3 separate regions of the Homo sapiens genome follow, and regions 2 and 3 are each linked to region 1. Evidence: chromatin contacts called from ENCODE Hi-C or POLR2A ChIA-PET data. All regions are on one chromosome and are shown on one strand. The core of a region is the stretch at or near the end of the contact, and the rest is flanking DNA. Distances in the headings are between cores, read along the strand shown. Region 1 holds the start of CLEC7A (C-type lectin domain containing 7A). Region 2 overlaps LINC02446 (long intergenic non-protein coding RNA 2446). Region 3 overlaps KLRC4-KLRK1 (KLRC4-KLRK1 readthrough).

Region 1 (3,979 bases), core at 947-3,446:
GCCTGAGGAAGCCCAATGCTGCTAGGAGAATTTACTTTTTGTTCCAGTTAAAACTTGTTAACAGGCCAGGTGTGGTGGCTCATGCGTGTAATCCCAGCACCTTGGGAGGCCGAGGCGGGCGGATCACGAGGTCAGGAGATCGAGACCATTCTGGTTAACACGATGAAACCCTGTCTCTACTAAAAATACAAAAAATTAGCCAGGCATGGTGGCGGGCGCCTGTAGTCCCAGCTACTTGGGAGGCTGAGGCAGGAGAATGGCGTGAACCCAGGAGGCAGAGCTTGCAGTGAGCCGAAATCGCGCCACTGCACTCCAGCGTGGGCAACAGAGCGAGACTCTGTCTCAAAACAACAACAACAACAAAAAACTTGGTAACAGATAGGCTCCTGAATTCCTTTTAGAGCAGTTACTTTAGAAATCTTACAGTTAGGCCAGGTGCAGTGGCTCACGCCTGTAATCCCAGCACTTTGGGAGGCCGAGGCAGGCGGATCACCAGAGGTCAGGGGTTCAAGACCAGCCTGACCAACATGGAGAAATGCTGTCTCTACTAAAAATACAAAATTAGCCTGGCGTGGTGGCACATGCCTGTAATCCCAGCTTACTCAGGAGGCTGAGGCAGGAGAATCGCTTGAACCCGGGAGGCGGAGGTTGTGGTGAGCCGAGATCGTGCCATTTGCACACCAGCCTGGGCAACAAGAGCGAAATTTCGTCTAAAAAAAAAAAAAGAAAGAAAAGAAAAATAAATCTTACAGTTAAATTCTTTCTCTGCCCTTTGAGAAGCAAATCTACCACACAGAACTGTTTCTTCAAGGACTTGGGAGCTGTTTCTTTGAAATGCAAACATTCAGGGAGATAAATCTTGCTCTTTCTTTCAGATGCAGCATAAGGACCAACTTAGCTGGGTGCTTCACTTCAACTATCACCATGTCCTTCTGTCATATAGATAGGCAAAGTTTCTCTGTCCTCTGGATAAGGGCCAATTAACAAATCCAGAGAGTCTAGTCACATTAACTTTCCTTAACACCACTCAGTATCTTTTCCTTAGCAAACTCCACTTTAAAATGTCATCAGCTTTACTTTTGGGGAAGTTGAGTTCAGTTAATGCTGCACTGGTTCCTGTTGCAATAGTATTACTGAATAAAACCTGTCCTCACCACATTAACTAGTATCCAGATTTGTTGATCCTTGACAACACTCAGATGTCTCCTGCACTCTACTGGCTTCAAGGTCGGATAAATGAGTTGAACACCTCTTCAGTTTCCAGCAATGTTAGGTGTTTTCTATATTTCTTTGATTTGATCATTACTATGGAAACTGGAAGAGAGGGAAAAAAAATCAAACATCTAACATAATATTTCAGTCCCAACACCTTCCATAAGCTGTTCCTTGCAATATAAGTGTATGGAATGATGAAAGAGGCAGTGTAGCGTAACAGAAAAGACCACGAGTTTTGCAGCAAGAGTCAGCTTTGATTTGATTCCTTGCTCTAAATTTTTAAAATTAGCTTCTTAAACCTGAGAAAGAGGCTAAATTTTCTGTCTCATTTTTTCATTTGAAAATAGAAATAATAATGCCTACTATATAGACTTGGAAAAGTGAGATTGAACAAGAAAATATGTACAACATGTGGTACTTAGCTCATAGTAATTGTTCAATAAATGTTATTTTGTGTTAATATCTGATAATTCCCAAAGAGATTTGTTTTCTCTGTCTGTTGTTACAACAATGCATCTCCTCATGCCATCCCTCATTTACCTATCTATATATTTCCTTTATTAAGCAATGAGTTTCTTCATAGGTATCATTTTTCCTTGTATTGTAAGCTCCTACCAATTGAAAAGGTGGGCATCCAGTACCTGTTTATGTAATTTAAAAAATACATGAATAAATACATGAACAAAGTTATGGTAAACTTGGAGCACCAAAACTGAAATAGTTTGCATCGGTTAAATTAATTAATGTCAGACTTAGTTGTGAGAGTAATGAAGGCAGCATAAGACATTAATGTATGCATTTTTCTTACATTTGGTCTGAAACAAAGACTCATCTGCTATGCTGCCTTTTAGTTTTCCTGAGTCAGCAGTCTCAGAAACAGGATCTAAAGGTACAAATGGAAAATTACCACAGCATAGTTTCATTTCCTGCTCTTGAATATCTGGTTGAACTACTTAAGCTTAATTTGTTAAACTCCGGTAAGTACCTAGCCCACATGATTTGACTCAGAGATTCTCTTTTGTCCACAGACAGTCATCTCAGGAGCAGAAAGAAAAGAGCTCCCAAATGCTATATCTATTCAGGGGCTCTCAAGAACAATGGAATATCATCCTGATTTAGAAAATTTGGATGAAGATGGATATACTCAATTACACTTCGACTCTCAAAGCAATACCAGGATAGCTGTTGTTTCAGAGAAAGGTATATATATGTTTTTTCTAATGTGTGCCTTTAGCTCTCCCGTTTGAAAAGATATAAGGGGAGGCTAGGCATGGTGGCTCACACCTGTAATCCCAGCACTTTGGGAGGCCGAGGCGGGTGGATTGACTGAGGTCAGGAGTTCGAGGCCAGCTTGGCTAACGTGGTGAAACTCTGTCTCTACTAAAAATACAAAAATTAGCCGGGCATGGTGGTGCACGCCTGTAGTTCCAGGTACTTGGGAGGCTGAGGCAGGAGAATCACTTGAACCTGGGAGGTGGAGGTTGCAGTGAGCCAAGATCATGCCAATGCACTCCAGCCTGGGTGGCAGAGCAAGACTCCATCTCTGAAAAAAAATAAAAATAAAAACAAAACAAAAAGATATAAGGGGAGAAAATTTGAGAGCCTCGTGATGTGTATATTTTTATGGATATACTTTTAAAGGCTTCAGATGTCACTGAAGATAAATTGAATGCACCCTAAACCTTTTTTCATGAAAATTATTCAGTGACCAATTATTAGTGTTTAAATTAATTATGTCTGATGGCAGAAAATAGAATTTCTCTTTTCTATAGATATAGACATTTCATCAGTGAGGAATTGGTAATAAGTGGGATAATACACAAAGATAAAGGATTTCTGTATGAGTGACTTGTTGCTTGTTTGATAGAAAGGCTAGATTATCGAATGGAGGCCAGGAAACTTAAAGAAGTATATATATGAACAACATTTTTTTTTTGTGGTAAGAGATTAATTTAAATTGTTTTTAAACAAAAAACAATTATTGGTATACCAGTGATGGAAAATATATGAACATATGGTAGATAAAAACATCCCACCAGCAGGACATGAGTCTTAAACAAAGTGTAAATGAAATGAAATAGAAAGAAGGGCATTGGAGGATCTCTGTATTCATAGAATGGGTGATTTAGCCTACTCTACGATTCTCCTATGTGACAATTCTATGAAATGTCCTGACAGCTTAGTCACAGTGGAAAGCAGAAATACATTCTGGTTATGGCAATGTTCATACAAAATTAGTTCCCTATTATCTTTGAGAGAGAGAGATCATTTGTCGGTTTTGACACCAGAGTTTGCTTTCTTCTGCTTTCTGGTTATTCACACTGCACAAATATTTTCCTCTCAGCACTGATGTAATTCTTTTCTTGGGCAACCTATTGAGGAAGCGTGGAAAAAGTGGATGAGGCAAGAGGTAGGGAGACATGCGCATGTTTATGCATATGTGTAGGCAAACGGTATCCTGCAACAACACACCTATCATGTGCTAGCAGTCTCTAAACAAGGTGCTTTTATATGTGTTAGCTCGTTTAATTCCCGCAATAATCCTTTGAGATATTATTACCCCAGTTTCACAAAGAGGAATAAAAAACAACAAAGGGAGTAATTTGCCCAGGGTCATGCAACAAACATATGAAAAGGGAAAATTACCCTTAGTAATCAGTGCTATCTCCCCAACATTAAGCTATTTCCTCTAAGAATCAGTGGGATTTCAGGGATCCTACTAATGTCAAGACCTGTAGATGTCAATGTGGAACTGAAATTAGGA
Region 2 (3,979 bases), core at 556-3,055, 430 kb before region 1:
CATGAAAAATGCCAGTGTAAATCCACCAGGTGGAGGAGTAATTGGAATGAATCACTGAGAATGTGTTTAGAGCTATGTGTCTAGGCTATAAATTGACCCCATATAGGCATTGCGCCTGCTCTTGGTGTTATTACCATCGGGCAACAGGCAATGCTCTGTTAGGCTTGACCTGGAGATTATCATTTTCAGGTATCAAAAATTGGGAAGAGGAAAGAAACATAATGCATAATTCGGTCTAGTTTTTATTCTATAAATATATAAGGAAATCCTGCTATTTGTGACAACATGGATAAACTTAGAGGACACTATTCTAAGTGAAATAAGCCAGACGCCAAAACACAAATATTGCGTGATCTCACTTGTATGTGGAATCTAAAAAAGTTGAAGACACAGTAACAAAGGGTAGAGTGGTAGTTACCAGGGGTTGGGGGCTGGGGGAGAAGTTAGTCAAACTTTTAGTTAGAAGATGAGTAAGTTCTGGAGACCTAACGTACAGCATGGTGACTATAGTTAATAATAAGGTACTGTATACTTGACATTTGCTAAGAGCAGGTCTTAAGGGTTTTTAACCCCACACACACAAAATGGTGGCTAGGTGAGGTCATGGTTATGTTAACTTCATTGTGGTAATTGTTTCACAATGTATATGTATATCAAAACATCATGTACATTTTAAATATATACAATTTTTGTGAATCATGTCTCAAGCTGGAAAAAACCAGTGAGATGCTATATAAATGATTAAACATATTCCCATTTTGCATTTAGGTTAAGAAAGAATTTTATATTCAGGTATATCCTTACTTTTGAACTACAGCCAACCTCTGATCATTTAACTTTTTAGTTTCCCATTTTTATTTATCCCACCCAGGGTATTAATGGTAGGGATTCTTCACAGCTGTGACTCATTTGCTTCCAGCGCCAGCACCAGGGAATTTCAAACTTTATTTGGCATAAGAATCACCTGGAGAGCTTGTTAAGCTGCTGATTATTGGGTCCCATTTCAGAGTTTCTGATTCAGTGATTCTGGCGGAGAGCCCAAGAATTTGCATTTTTAACAGTTCCCAGGTGATGTTTCAGTTGCTGGTCCTGGAACCACACCTGGGGAACTTTTGCTCTAGTTTATTTTCAGTTATTTCTCACTGAAAGTACTAATGATGTAGACCAATACTCTTTGGTCAATCTGAAAATTCCTCCCTTGGACTTGCTTTCTCTGGCAGAAAAATACTCTGTTATTTCTTCAGACAAAGCCCCAATTGGCCTTTTCTTTCCAGAGCCTTATTTTCTGATTAAATGTTTTTTTCCCCTAATAGAATCTGTTTTCTTCCCTCATTAAGGTTCACCTCTTCTTGCTGTCTGTAGTGACAGACGGTCCCTGCTTTCCTGCCTCTTACGAGAATCCCACTTGTGAATGAAGAGTTCAGTTCAGCTTTATCTTGACCAGGTGCGAGACTGCCCCTTTGTGATTCTCAATCCCACACAGGGTGTCCAAGTTTCCTATCTTCTCCTCGGGGGAGCTTAAAAGTGTCCAGAACTGTTGAAGTGGCAAGTTGTCCACAGGTGACAGATAGTAGAAAATGCATGACCTTATTTCTGTCCCATCGTGTTCAAAGGTTCTCTTGTTAGTTAGCACCCACTACCACTTCATTTTGCACTCCGCTTTTCTGCCTTCCCCTTCCCAATGCCTGGGGGAAAGAAAACATCGGGTTCAACAAGTGAACTTTTACTTCAGACTCTTCATAGTATTTTCTTTGCAAATTATCGAAAAAGAGTGCCTGGCTAGGGCATGAAAGAGAGGGAGGGAAAAACCCTGAGAATAAGAAAACCACTGGGCTGTTATCCCTCTAACTCTGTCTCTCTAGATTTGGATATTAATTCATACATACATTTGTTCATTCATACCTTCATTCTTTCCACAAATATTTATTGAGCCCTGCATGCCTTTTGCTAACACTAACCACCACTTTTTAAGAGATCGATTTCCCTCTACATATACTATTTTCTAATTAAGTTCAAATGGTATACATTATATATTAAACATATATATGCATATTAAACATATATTTAAATGTGCACTAGTACAATTTATATGTAAGGAGTGTGTTTAGCGTGTATGTGTTTTAGATTTTACTTGTAATCTCCAATCAAAGATGATGTAGAATTGATCTATGATACAAATATACAGGTGTTTTTGTTTGTTTTTATCTCAGAATCACCAAGAGTTAAAATATCTTTTTTTTTTTTTTGCTTTAAGGTGCTATATTTTATTGAACACATTTCTGGAGTTTCTCTACAATGTTCTCCAGTTATTGTGTGCTCTTCTTTATGTGTCTACCTGATAATACATATGACACATGAAATTTTACAAATGTGTTTGTCCAATATTCTCAAAGGCATGACAACATGCAGATTAAATATCTGGAAGCCAAAATGAAATATTTTTAGAAATTGTTACATAAAAGCACAAAGAAGACAAATTACACCATTTGTAATTACTTAAAAATTCTTTTAAAGAGTACTTAAAATACTTTTAAATACCCTTCCAGTCATTTTTAAATTTAAAAAAGTTTGTTTAATTAAACAAACAATTGCTTCTTAAAATACATTATAGATTCTATACGAAAAATTGCAGGTAATTATACAGGAAAAAGTTTTTTTTTAATCCAAAATGTTATATGTAACCAAGAAATAGTCATTGTGATTATACAATCTATTAATGTATTATAGTTGGATATATATACAGATGAATAAGTAGAATATTAGGACAGAAAAGCATTTAGTAAAATAGGATTATACTATACATATTGTGCTTTAATTGTAAAAAAACTATTAAATTTTACATTAGCAGGATCTAGTAGAAAATAAGGCAGAAAATTAAACTAAATGAATTAATATTTAGAATTAATGTTTCTTTAACATAAGACACTATTTCCTAAGTTTTCCCTTTTAAGATTAAGAGAAATACTATTTTTATAAAGATTTTGAAGTCACTAGACTTTTATTCTTTTAAAAATATGTTTTACTTGTAGTAAAGATTGTTTCTCTGGTATGAAAATGTGAAGACTTCGATATTTTCATGTCTCTTTCCTCAATGTCCAAATTTATTAATTTTATCATTATTTTTATTGTCTTTATGTGGATATTCATATAAAATTAGTCATTTTCAGATTAATAGTATCAATTGTATTTAAATCAATTTAAGATCATCACTATTAATTTTCTATGCCTGATTTTATTTTGATTCAATTTTTAAGTTAAAAGGTGTCATGGATTCTTCTTATTTTATAAGCATATGAAATAAAATTATATAAAGTATAGCCTACAATTCACTTAGTAGAGTGCCCTCATTGAAAATCATCCAGAAATATATTTTTACAAAGGACTTTATTCCAGCAAAGCAATATTATAATGCTAACTCAAAAATAATGTATTAACAGAAACTGAACCAGTTGAGTTAAAAAAAAAAACATCTTGTACGGACTTGTGCTTAGAAAACAAAAAGCCACAGAGATAATCGCTCTCACCTGACAACAAGAAAAATTCAGATAATGTATAAAAGTATAACTTTATCTGAGGACATCAGAGTGCTGAGGTCACAAGGCAACCACTTAAATTGAACTCCAAGCGGGACATGCACCGCTAAGGAGAGATGGGACTCATAGACGGTTTCATTTTTGGCAGAGCATAAGAGGAAAAGATGGCAGCCATAAAAGTAAAATAAAAACACTAAATTTTGAACAAAGTCTTAAGCTCAGTTGGGCTTTCATGTGTCACTGAGAGTCCTAGCTGCAAGGGGAGTCTCCAGGTCTTTTCCACAGGCCTCAAGTGGGAGCTCATTAGAAGGCCTGGGGCAGGGCAGAGCCAGAGAAAGCCCCTTAGCCATGGCGACGTCTAGGCATGAAACCTCAGCATTTCCCAGTGCCTTTTCTCACTTGAAGCAAAACCTTTAAGATACTTAGGGAGGGCCAACAAACCCTCC
Region 3 (3,979 bases), core at 626-3,125, 270 kb before region 1:
GCCTTTGATCAATTTCCAGGGCCTCGGAATTGCTTTGTTAATTTGTCCTCTTCATTCAGTCACAGCAATACATTTGTATGTGTTCAGTGCGTAACACTCATTATCTTAGTGAATTGAAAGACTGAAAAGTAACAAGAATTAGCTTTGCTATTACAAAATTTAAATTAGTATAATAGTATTGATTTTGCATCTCATAAAATTTGTTTTCTTATACAAATTCTCAAACTCTGCCAGTAATTTTTTATGGATTGCAGTCTCCCGCAAAACCAATAATCATTTGCAGGTGTGGCCAAATGGCCCAGCTTTCTATTGCAAACACTAATCTTCTTGAGAACGTCTATATTTTATACCTAGAAGGAATAACATTACAAAGAAAAGAGCAATATGTGAACAATTGTATAAATATTTGTTTCCATAGACAAATTATATAGAAAATATTCAGATTTAGATACGTAACTATTAAATAAGTCATCTATTCATAAAAAAATTGTTATATATTACCAGTATTAGCAATACATTTCCAATATCTTCAGAGAGGAACAAGAACTGTGCACATCTGAATTTTTACAAAGACAAACTTCTTTTGAATTTTGTTCGGAAATAAAAACATGCTTGTAAACACCAGCTTATAAACATGCTTATAAACACTTAAGTGTTATAGCTTACACAAACTTAATATAACATTACTCCCACCATCTGTAAAGAACATACTTCTAGTTGCTTCAAAAGCCATACAATTAGGTTCTTCGAACTATTTTTAAATCTTTACATTATTTTAAAAATACATATCCAGGTACATACTCTTTCTTTCTTTGAGACAGAGGCTCGCTCTGTCACCCGTGCAGTGGCAGTCTCGGCTCACTGAGATCTCAGCCTTCCAGGCTCAAGCAATTCTTCGGCCTCCACCTCCGAAGTAGCTGGGACTACAGGCACTCACCACCATGCCTGGCTAATTTTTCGTAGAGATGGGGTTTCGCCATGTTGGCTACGCTGGTCTCAAACTCCTTACCGCAAGCAATCTGTCCACCTCGGCCTCCCAAACTGCTGAGATTACAGGCGTGAGGGATTGTAGGCGTGAGGGATTACAGGCATGAGCCACCGCGCCCTGCTATGTTACTTATTTCTTAAACACCTGCAATTCATTAAAATACACCATGTATAAATTATAAATCATAATATTATCAAGAACTGTTATTTCTAAGTGCTGAATAAAATGAATATTTCCACGATGAATTAATTTCTTCTAGTCTTTGAAGGTGTTTAAAATGACAATTCAACAATTGTGGGTGGCCCTAGGACAGGGCAGTTCTAAAACTAGCAAGTTGAAATTGGCGAGGATGGATCTCACGCTGTGACTGGCCAGGAGGAAGAGTTTTCATTCCAGAGTGCTGGAGCTAGATACCGGAAGGCATGTAACAGGGATCCGGACAGCTAACAAAAACTTGCTGGAGGGTAAATACCGCAGGATGTTATGCAAACATGCAGCTGGTAGCCACAGTCATAGGAGCAAAAGGAGAGAAAGTATCATAAAACCAGGAAGAAAAACCCTTTTTCCTCCAGACTACACACTGCCTTTTAGGGACAAAATTTATCATATAAGCTGGCAAGGGAGAAATTTTATGGGCTCTGCTTTCATTATGGTAGAGCAGGATGGTGAAGGATAGATTTGAAACTAAGAGGCAATAAATTGGTAATAAACACACAAGGTTACTATGCAGCAACCACAATGTTGCTATATAACAATAACAGCCATTTAGATACACCCCACTTCCTCAGAGAAGGAAACCAACATTACATTCTAAATCTGTTCTAGTGTAGCATTGTCAGTAATTAGTTCTCCTTTCTGGTAGAGATTGGTATTTCCACTGAGAAATAGTTTTCTTTGTTAATATCACAGTTCCACGTAAAAACATCATTTGCTTCTATGGCATGTGGCCCTTAACCATTTGTGCCTGTTCTAGCCCCATTAATATCAAATTCATTATCTTCTGAGTAGGTCACATTGTCTGCTCAAAGCATGGAAACCCTGCCTTGTTAACCTCTTCCTTAAAACCCCTCAAAGGCTTTTTACTGACTACATGGTACTATCAAACAACATAGCTTAGATTATAAATCTTTCTTCTCACTTGAAGGGGTGGCCTGCCCCTCCACACCTGTATTTCTAGTCGGGTGGGACGAGAGACTGAGAAAAGAAATAAGACAGAGACAAAGTATAGAGAAACAACAGTGGGCCCAGGGGACTGGCGCTCAGCATACCAAGGAGCTGCAGTGGGCACTGGTCTCTGAGTTCCCTCAGTTTTTATTGATTATTATCTTCATTCTTTCAGCAAAAAGGAATGTAGTAGGAGGGCAGGGTGATAATAAGGAAAAAAACATGTGAGCAATAGAATCTACGTCATAATTAAGTTCAAGGGAAGGTACTATGACTGGACGTGCACGTAAGCCAGATTTATGTTTCTCTCCACCCAAACATCTCAGTGGAGTAAAGAATAACAAGGCAGCATTGCTGCAAACGTGTCTCGCCTCCCACCATAGGGTGGTTTTTCCCCCATCTCAGAATTGAACAAATGTACAATCGGGTTTTATACCGACACATTCAGTTCCCAGGGGCAGGCAGGAGACAGTGGCCTTCCTCCCTTTCTACACAGACACAGTAACAGTCTGATCTCTCTTTCTTTTCCCTACATCACTCACACCCTTTCTTGTGGTTCCAGGTTGCCCCAGGCTGTTTTCATCTCCAGCTCTTCATAACGCCACTTAATAAACCAACAATACTGGACTGCATATAGCATTTTTTATTCATTTTAATGTCTCTCTTCTATGTTTTAGAGATTTCTGTCTTTGGTATTTTGTATGTTTTAACAACATTACCTTGATTTCTAACGTTTTTTTTTTAATCTCCAGAAATCACCCAATCTAGGACACCTTCTCTAACACCATTTTCTCACATTTAATACTGGAGACCTATTAGAAAATTGTCCTTTATAATACTATCATTTAAAACACCCAGAGTTTGTGTCTACCGTTGTGAATTACATACTAATTTAAAACCATCTGCTTCTGTGTATGCCTTAAATAGAGTGTGGACAACTAGATGATAGGAACTGTGCTTTATACTTTATTGAACTTTGTTTATTCATGGCCAAACAATATGCTTGCTCCATAATAGATAAAAGCTCAATAAATAAATATAGAATGATATTATGAAAATATCAGTAATTTCCTATTTACTTATTTTTGTTAAGCTTTGGTACTATTACTTCTATGTCAAATTATGAAGACAACATTATTACAGTGCAGAAAAACGCCAGGACCTCTTGGCTAAGACCTCAAGAGGAACATTGTAAGATTTTAGTAGTGATTTTTATATTCGCCAAAATATAATGCAAGCGTTGTAGACTTTTAACCACTTGCATTTTTTATTCCTTTGCACACAAATGAAGCTACTGGGGATAAAGGAAGGAGAAATAAGTCAACTAAAATTTGAGCACCTGCTAATAGGTACGTAAGAGGGAAAAAAATGTGACTTGAGACACCTTGCTTCACTCATTTCTACAATTAATGAGCCATTTTCCTTAGGAAGAAAAATGCTGTCTTATCCCTATATCTGTGTCTTTAGGCACTTGTGGTAAGTAATGTCACAAATTTAAGTCATCTTCAAAATTCTAGACTTCTTTGATATTTGAAGCACTGAAGTAAACACAAAATCCATTTGAATCCAAGATGCAGAAGTCGTTAAAGGCATCGTTCCATCTATGAATGTGGAGATTATCACTATAGCAGGAAATGGAAGGTTTAATGGCAATCAAATAAGCAATCAGAGAAAAGTAACCAGGATGCTAATAAAAAATATGATGTCATCTGACCTGCAAATCATGCATGTGACTTACTTGAGAGCAATTGTTTAAAGTTACTATTTATGTATGGCTATTTATGCACAATTATAAAGATAATACCAGAGTGGGAAAAACACTTTTCT

The links. Hi-C counts contacts between places; a loop is a spot of excess contacts on that map. ChIA-PET counts read pairs that join two places held with the same protein, here RNA polymerase II (POLR2A). Pooled maps may share reads with other maps.
Region 2: a pooled map shows a loop between it and region 1 (2.2-fold over the local background). The contact joins the enhancer-like site here to the promoter of CLEC7A in region 1. A Hi-C loop is called at or near these places in 3 of 37 single-sample maps with no recorded cell type and 7 of 50 pooled maps. POLR2A ChIA-PET finds 5 or more read pairs at or near these places in 1 of 52 experiments (activated T-cell).
Region 3: a pooled map shows a loop between it and region 1 (2.8-fold over the local background). The contact joins the enhancer-like site here to the promoter of CLEC7A in region 1. A Hi-C loop is called at or near these places in 2 of 37 single-sample maps with no recorded cell type and 1 of 50 pooled maps. POLR2A ChIA-PET finds 5 or more read pairs at or near these places in 2 of 52 experiments (AG04450 and common myeloid progenitor, CD34-positive).

What each region holds. Positions count from the first base shown.
Region 1 is chr12:10,128,416-10,132,394 of GRCh38, reverse strand. It overlaps CLEC7A (C-type lectin domain containing 7A), which reads left to right and starts at 2,196. Exons shown (of 6, transcript NM_197947.3): 1 at 2,196-2,415. The coding sequence starts at 2,313. It overlaps LOC105369655 (a long non-coding RNA gene), which reads right to left. Exons shown (of 4, transcript XR_007063208.1): 2 at 1,155-1,314; 3 at 603-710.
Region 2 is chr12:10,555,042-10,559,020 of GRCh38, reverse strand. All of the region lies in intron 1 of LINC02446 (long intergenic non-protein coding RNA 2446), which reads right to left. Among named protein-coding and RNA genes, the nearest start is that of LINC02446, 3.7 kb to the right of the region's middle. Within about 2 kb of position 1,805, at least 4 of the 41 ENCODE cell types and tissues checked have a DNase peak (open chromatin) inside an H3K27ac peak, as active enhancers do.
Region 3 is chr12:10,393,332-10,397,310 of GRCh38, reverse strand. KLRC4-KLRK1 (KLRC4-KLRK1 readthrough) reads left to right here. Exons shown (of 13, transcript NM_001199805.1): 5 at 3,444-3,501. It overlaps KLRK1-AS1 (KLRK1 antisense RNA 1), which reads right to left. Exons shown (of 4, transcript NR_120430.1): 4 at 1-1,132. Among named protein-coding and RNA genes, the nearest start is that of KLRK1, 5.3 kb to the right of the region's middle. RefSeq lists an enhancer at 1,112-1,753. Within about 2 kb of position 1,875, at least 15 of the 41 ENCODE cell types and tissues checked have a DNase peak (open chromatin) inside an H3K27ac peak, as active enhancers do.